2 separate regions of the Homo sapiens genome follow, and region 1 is linked to region 2. Evidence: chromatin contacts called from ENCODE Hi-C or POLR2A ChIA-PET data. All regions are on one chromosome and are shown on one strand. Each heading gives the region's core, a stretch centred on a gene start or an enhancer-like site at or near the end of the contact. The rest is flanking DNA. Distances are from core to core; before and after follow the strand shown. Region 1 holds the start of ZNF726 (zinc finger protein 726). Region 2 overlaps RPSA2 (ribosomal protein SA 2).

Region 1 (2,700 bases), core at 72-2,571, 110 kb after region 2:
GTGTGTGCTCCAGACTATTTACATAACATAACCCAGGGCATAAAAGTTTTATGCACTCACATCTCTGCCATTTATGTGCTATCAGTGAACCATATATCAGTTTGGTTCTAACAACTGCCCACTTCTTGAAAGGCTTTCCTGTTTAGTTTACGTGGAATAATTTTACTAATTTTGCTTTGCTGTTGTGGAATATATTGTGGTTGTACTCTTTGTGTAGGAATGCAAGACAAGCTCACTAAATGCTTTCTTAAATTGGACGCTTATTAATCTTCTAGACATCACCTTCTTTTGGAACTAGAAGTTATGAACGACCTTCACCATACCAACACTGTCTGACTGAATTTCTCTCTACCCTGAATGCAAGAGACCAATGGTTAGGCAGGAATATTATCGCCCCTAATCAGCCTGAAAAAGTTACAGAAGACGAATCTTTGTCTCTCTGCAACTCTTAGGATTAAGGGTCCTCTTGTAAAGGAAGGCGAAAAATATGTCAGAATCATTTGAACCAGAGCGACTCCGTTTTGAGAGAGAGCTAGGAAAATGACGCTGAGACTCGCTGGGCTGCATTCTCAGTAAGTTAGGCATTCCTAGCCTCTAGATATTTATGGTTAAGGAAATGAATTAATAATGTTTACTAAGCAGAACCAGACGGAGGAGTGTCCAGATATTCCAACATCTGGGGAATAAAGGTATTCCTAATTTTGCTTTAAAGATAATATCGAGTCGGCCAGGCATGGTGGCTCACGACTGTAATCCTAGCATTTTGGGAGGTCGAGGCGGGTGGATCTCCTGAGGTCAGAAGTTCGAAACCAGCCTGGCTAACGTGGCGAAACCCCATCTCTACTAAAAAAAACCAAAAAACAAAAATTAGCCCGGTGTGGCTGTGTGCACCTGTAGTCCCAGCTACTATGGAGGCTGAGGCAGGAGAATCGCTTGATCCCGGAAGGCGAAGGTTGCAGTGAGCCGAGATCGCGCCATTGCACTCCAGCCTGGACAACAAGAGCGAAACTTTGTCTAAAAAAAAAATTATTCACATATTTAATACGTTGAAAAAAAGACAGCAAAGAAGAGAGAAAATTTTTCCGTGTTCTGAGATGGGCCTCGTTCAGCTCCGGGAGGAAGCCCCGCCTGAAAAGGCTGAGGCTTAGGCTGTCAATCTTTCTTCATTCAGCCCAACGTCTGATGACATCTTCTGTCACTCAGGGCCTTAGAAAGCGGGGTTCTTAAACGTTATCCAATCAGAGACGCTGTCCTGGGAACTGTCCAATCAGGCACGCAGCTGGAGCGAACAGGGCGGCTTCCGGGATTTGGCGGGGCCTTTGTCTCTATCTGCGGCCGGAGCTCCAGGTCTCGTCCTCACTACTCTGTGTCTTCTGCTTTTAGGGGCGCAGCCTCTGTGGCCCTGTGACCTGCCCCCTGGAAGCCTAGAAATGGTGAGAGTGCCGGGTGCGACATCCCAAGAGAGGGAACGGGGCTGGCTGGAACCGGTGGGAAGCGGCAGTGGCGGGACTCAGGCCTCCTCGCTGTCAGTTTTACAATCTGCGCCCGAGTTGTTGCCCAGCTCGGCCTCAGTCCCTTCAGCCTTAAGATGGCGGCTGCGCTGACAGCCGGGCTCCCGGGCGTTCTGTCTCTTCACTGCGCAGTGACTGTGCCCTGGCCTGGAGCCCTCTTTGGGCAGCTCTGCACCAGTAGCCCCGCGTCTCTCCCAGATTGTGCAGGGACCATGGGAGGAACGTCAGGGCAGAATCCTGACTCCGGGTGCGGGCTCATGAATGGGAAGAGCTTTGGTCCGTGGGGTTTTCAGGCCATTTTTTCCTATTAAAAATTTATGGGCCTCACTGCAAAAACATTAAATAATTTAAAGTGTGATTCAAAAATTTTAGAGCACCTTGCTGTGGTTTCTAATTTGTATTCCATGGAAGGAAAGGTTTTTATAAGTTTCATCATAAAACCAAATTCCGTAATTGGCTAGGTACGGTTATGTAGATTTTGTTGTTATTTTGTTGTTGTTGTTTTGTTTTCATTTTCTTTTTTTTTTGAGGCAGAGTCTCTGTTGCCCAGGCTGAAGTGCAGTTTCGTGATCTCGGCTCACTGCAACCTCCACCTCCCGGGTTCAAGCGATTTTTCTGCCTCAGCCTCCCTAGTAGTTGGGACTACAGGCGCCTGCCACCACATTTGGCAATTTTTTTTATTTTTAGCGGAGACGGGGGTTTCACCGTGTTGGTCAGGCAGGTCTCGATCTCCTGACCTCAGGTGATCCACCCACCTCGGCCTTCCAAAGTTCTGGGATTACAGGCGTGAGCCACTGCCCCCGTCCTAGTTCTTAATTTTTACAATCAAGGTGGAAATATCATGGTTATGTAATCAGAGCTTAATTGGCAGTTTATAGTTGGTTAAGCGTTAAGCCTGAATTTTGTTTCTGCCAATGTAGTAATTTACAAAAAAATGCTCTTGAGTTTAGACTTTTTTTTTAGAAGTAGAAATCCAGGGACTAGAGCCACCTCAATCTAATTTCCTGCCACTTAATGGTTTTCACACTCCACAGGGGACTGATTTTTTCCCTGAATTTTTCACAAGTGTCCCAAGCAGGGCCTCAAGTCTGCCCCTCATCCCTTATTCCTCCAGCCTGACTGGCTTGCAGTAAAATACTAAATTTCCAGTTTTGTCTGACGTTGCCAAATGCCAGTTTCTCCTCTCTAA
Region 2 (2,765 bases), core at 264-2,763:
TATAGATTCTGCATTCAAAGGCTAGAAAATTAGAGAGCAGCAGAGATAGAAAAAATATTTTATGATTCTGCTGATAATATACCTCTTTTCTTCATAATACTCATGTTTCTCATGCTGAGAGTAGCTATGCACTTTGGGTATTTAGAGAGAAATTGTTTTTGCAGGAATATTTTCTGGCTGACTTGATCAATCTTATATCTAATTTCAGTTTTTTCTTAAGATGCTTTTAACTTCTTTTTTTTCTCTCAATATAATCTTTCTCAGAGTGAGAGCTGTTTTTCTGTAGAATGCTTTGTGTATCTGTTTTAGAAGCCCTATTAGTATCCCATAATGTCTGTGAAAGACGTGGCTGTCACAGTGAGAACTCTTGGAGCTATCTCTATCTGGATGCATGCTGGAAATCTAGCAGTATATTTTCCATGTCACCATTATAAATAGAAACTGTGGCTTAAATAATGCTCTCATTTCCGTTATTGTGAAGGTGCAGTTCTACCCAGGGAGGCTCTCTTCCTGCAGCTCAGGCTTCACTCTTTGATGTGACACTAAAGTGCTGCTATGGCAATTGGCGTTCACCTATGATGTGAGCTGCCAGCTGTGAGCCCTGTGCTGTGGTCCATACCGCAGTGGCAGATGGTAGGAAACAAAAGAGGACACTGGCCACCAGAAGAGGGGAAGCCGGAGTACTGTAACCCCGTCCTCAGGGAGGAGAGAGGTACTGCTTTAAAATGCAAGTAGCCAAAAAGATAGCACCCTATTCAACCACTTTTGTAGAAGAGTGAAAGTCTGCCTTCAGCAGGCAGCTGGCTTCAAGTTGCAGAACTATCTTGTCAGGAAGATGTGAAAAGGTTATTTTGTCATTGAATATAACCAATTAGCATATATGGATGACCTCCCCAATGTCCAGGTGAATTTAGGATGAACTATGTATGACATGGTGCTGTGAATTCTTCTACTTGTGAACTATTTATGGTAACCATCTTTATGTCTTTTCGATCTCTTAAGCAGACTGACTGTAATACATTTGACATTCAGATTTAATTGTGTAATGAAAGAGTTTTCTTTTTCTTTTTTTTTTTTTTTTTTTGAGACAGAGTCTCGCTGTATTTCCCAGGCTGGAGTGCAGTGGTGTGATCTCAGCTCTTTGCAACCTCTGCCTGTCAGGTTCAAGTGATTCTCCTGCCTCAGCCTCCCAAGTAGCTGGGATTACAGGCACATGCCACTATGCCCGTCTTTTTTATTTTATTTTATTTTTTTTTATTTTAGTAGAGATGGGGTTTCACCGTGTTAGCCAGGATGGTCTCTATCTCCTGATTTCATGATCGACCCGCCTTGGCCTCCCAAAGCTGGGATTACTGGTGTAAGCCAGCATGCCCAACCTCTTTCTTTTCTATTATTGTGGTTTCTCTGGGGCTGAAGAGAATTTTTTTAAAATTATATTTCCTAGAATTACCGGACATAATATAAACAAATAAGGTGCCAACCAAGCTTTACTCTAGAGGGGACTTTCCCTCTCAGGCTTCTAGCCAACTCACAGTTATGCTGTAAAGTGCATACTGTCACCTAAATATGCAGGCAGAATTGTGTCTCTGCCTATTTGGTATCTATAGTCCTCCACAGTCACTTCTAGAGGGGCTAGAGCAGATTTCTACAAACTTTTTTTTTTTTTCTTAGATGGAATTTCACTCTTGTTGCCCAGGCTGGAGTACAGTGGCACAATCTCAGCTCACTGCAGCCTCCACCTCCTGGGTTTAAGTGATTCTCCTGCCTCAGTGTCCCGAGTAGCTGGGATTACAGGCATGCACCACCAAGCCTGGCTAATTTTGTATTTTCAGTAGAGACAGGGTTTTTCCATATTGGTCAGGCTGGTCTTGAACTCCTGACCTCAGGTGATCCACCCACCTTAGCCCCCAAAGTGCTGGGATTACAGGTGTGAGGCACCTCACCTGGCCTAGATTTCTACAAACTTAATAGGGCAGATATTAACCATTTTACTTCTTTCAATGACTCTTGTATCTTCAGACCTGAAACTGATTCAGAGACCATGGAGCCCAGAAACCCAATCAGTGTAACAAGTGTGCATTGAGTAGACATGGAGACATGAGAATCTCCACTTCTCTTTTTCTCCTCTTGCTAAAATGCTCACAATTGCAGGTAACACCTGCTGCTACTCCACCCATCCAGGACCTAAATCTGCAGCTCCAAATTCTAAATCTAGGTCTAGAAATTAAAAAACAAAACAAAACAAAAGTTTCATTTGAGAAATGCAAGTCTTTTTTTTTTTAGGGGAGGGTTGGGGGGGATGGAGTCTTGCTCTGTCACCAGGCTGGAGTGCAGTGGCGTGATCTCGGCTCACTGCAACCTCTTCCTCCCAGGTCAAGCTATTCTCCTGCCTCAGCCTCCCGAGTAGCTTGGATTACAGGCATGTGCCATCACACCTGGCTAATTTTGTATTACTTTTTTCAGCAGACATGGGCTTCACCATGTTGGCCAGTATGGTCTCGATCTCTTGACTTCGTGATCCACTTGCGTCGGCCTCCCAAAATGTTGGGATTACAGGCGTGAGCCACTGTGGCTGTCTGCCAGTCTTTTTACTTATAAAACTCAGACATTAAAATAAGAGCACAATTATGTCTTTCTCCCTACTTTCAACTATATATTGATCTCTTGAAGCTGTTCACTATTGCCAAAAGTAGGTATAAGTTAAACCAATAATAAGTTATTTATTTAAACAAATAAGAATTTCTCACAAACTAGTTTGTATCACC

The links. A loop is a pair of places that touch in the nucleus more often than their neighbours do. ChIA-PET counts read pairs that join two places held with the same protein, here RNA polymerase II (POLR2A). Pooled maps may share reads with other maps.
Region 1: a loop to region 2 is called in a map of naive thymus-derived CD4-positive, alpha-beta T cell, with 11 times the contacts of the local background. The contact joins the promoter of ZNF726 here to the enhancer-like site in region 2. A Hi-C loop is called at or near these places in 1 of 168 maps with a recorded cell type or tissue (naive thymus-derived CD4-positive, alpha-beta T cell) and 5 of 50 pooled maps. POLR2A ChIA-PET finds 5 or more read pairs at or near these places in 4 of 52 experiments (activated CD4-positive, alpha-beta T cell, activated naive CD4-positive, alpha-beta T cell and naive thymus-derived CD4-positive, alpha-beta T cell).

What each region holds. Positions count from the first base shown.
Region 1 is chr19:23,913,565-23,916,264 of GRCh38, forward strand. It overlaps ZNF726 (zinc finger protein 726), which reads left to right and starts at 1,322. Exons shown (of 4, transcript NM_001244038.2): 1 at 1,322-1,433. The coding sequence starts at 1,431.
Region 2 is chr19:23,798,963-23,801,727 of GRCh38, forward strand. The region is part of intron 1 of RPSA2 (ribosomal protein SA 2); the gene reads left to right. It also overlaps the pseudogene BNIP3P39. Among named protein-coding and RNA genes, the nearest start is that of RPSA2, 37 kb to the left of the region's middle. Within about 2 kb of position 1,514, at least 3 of the 41 ENCODE cell types and tissues checked have a DNase peak (open chromatin) inside an H3K27ac peak, as active enhancers do.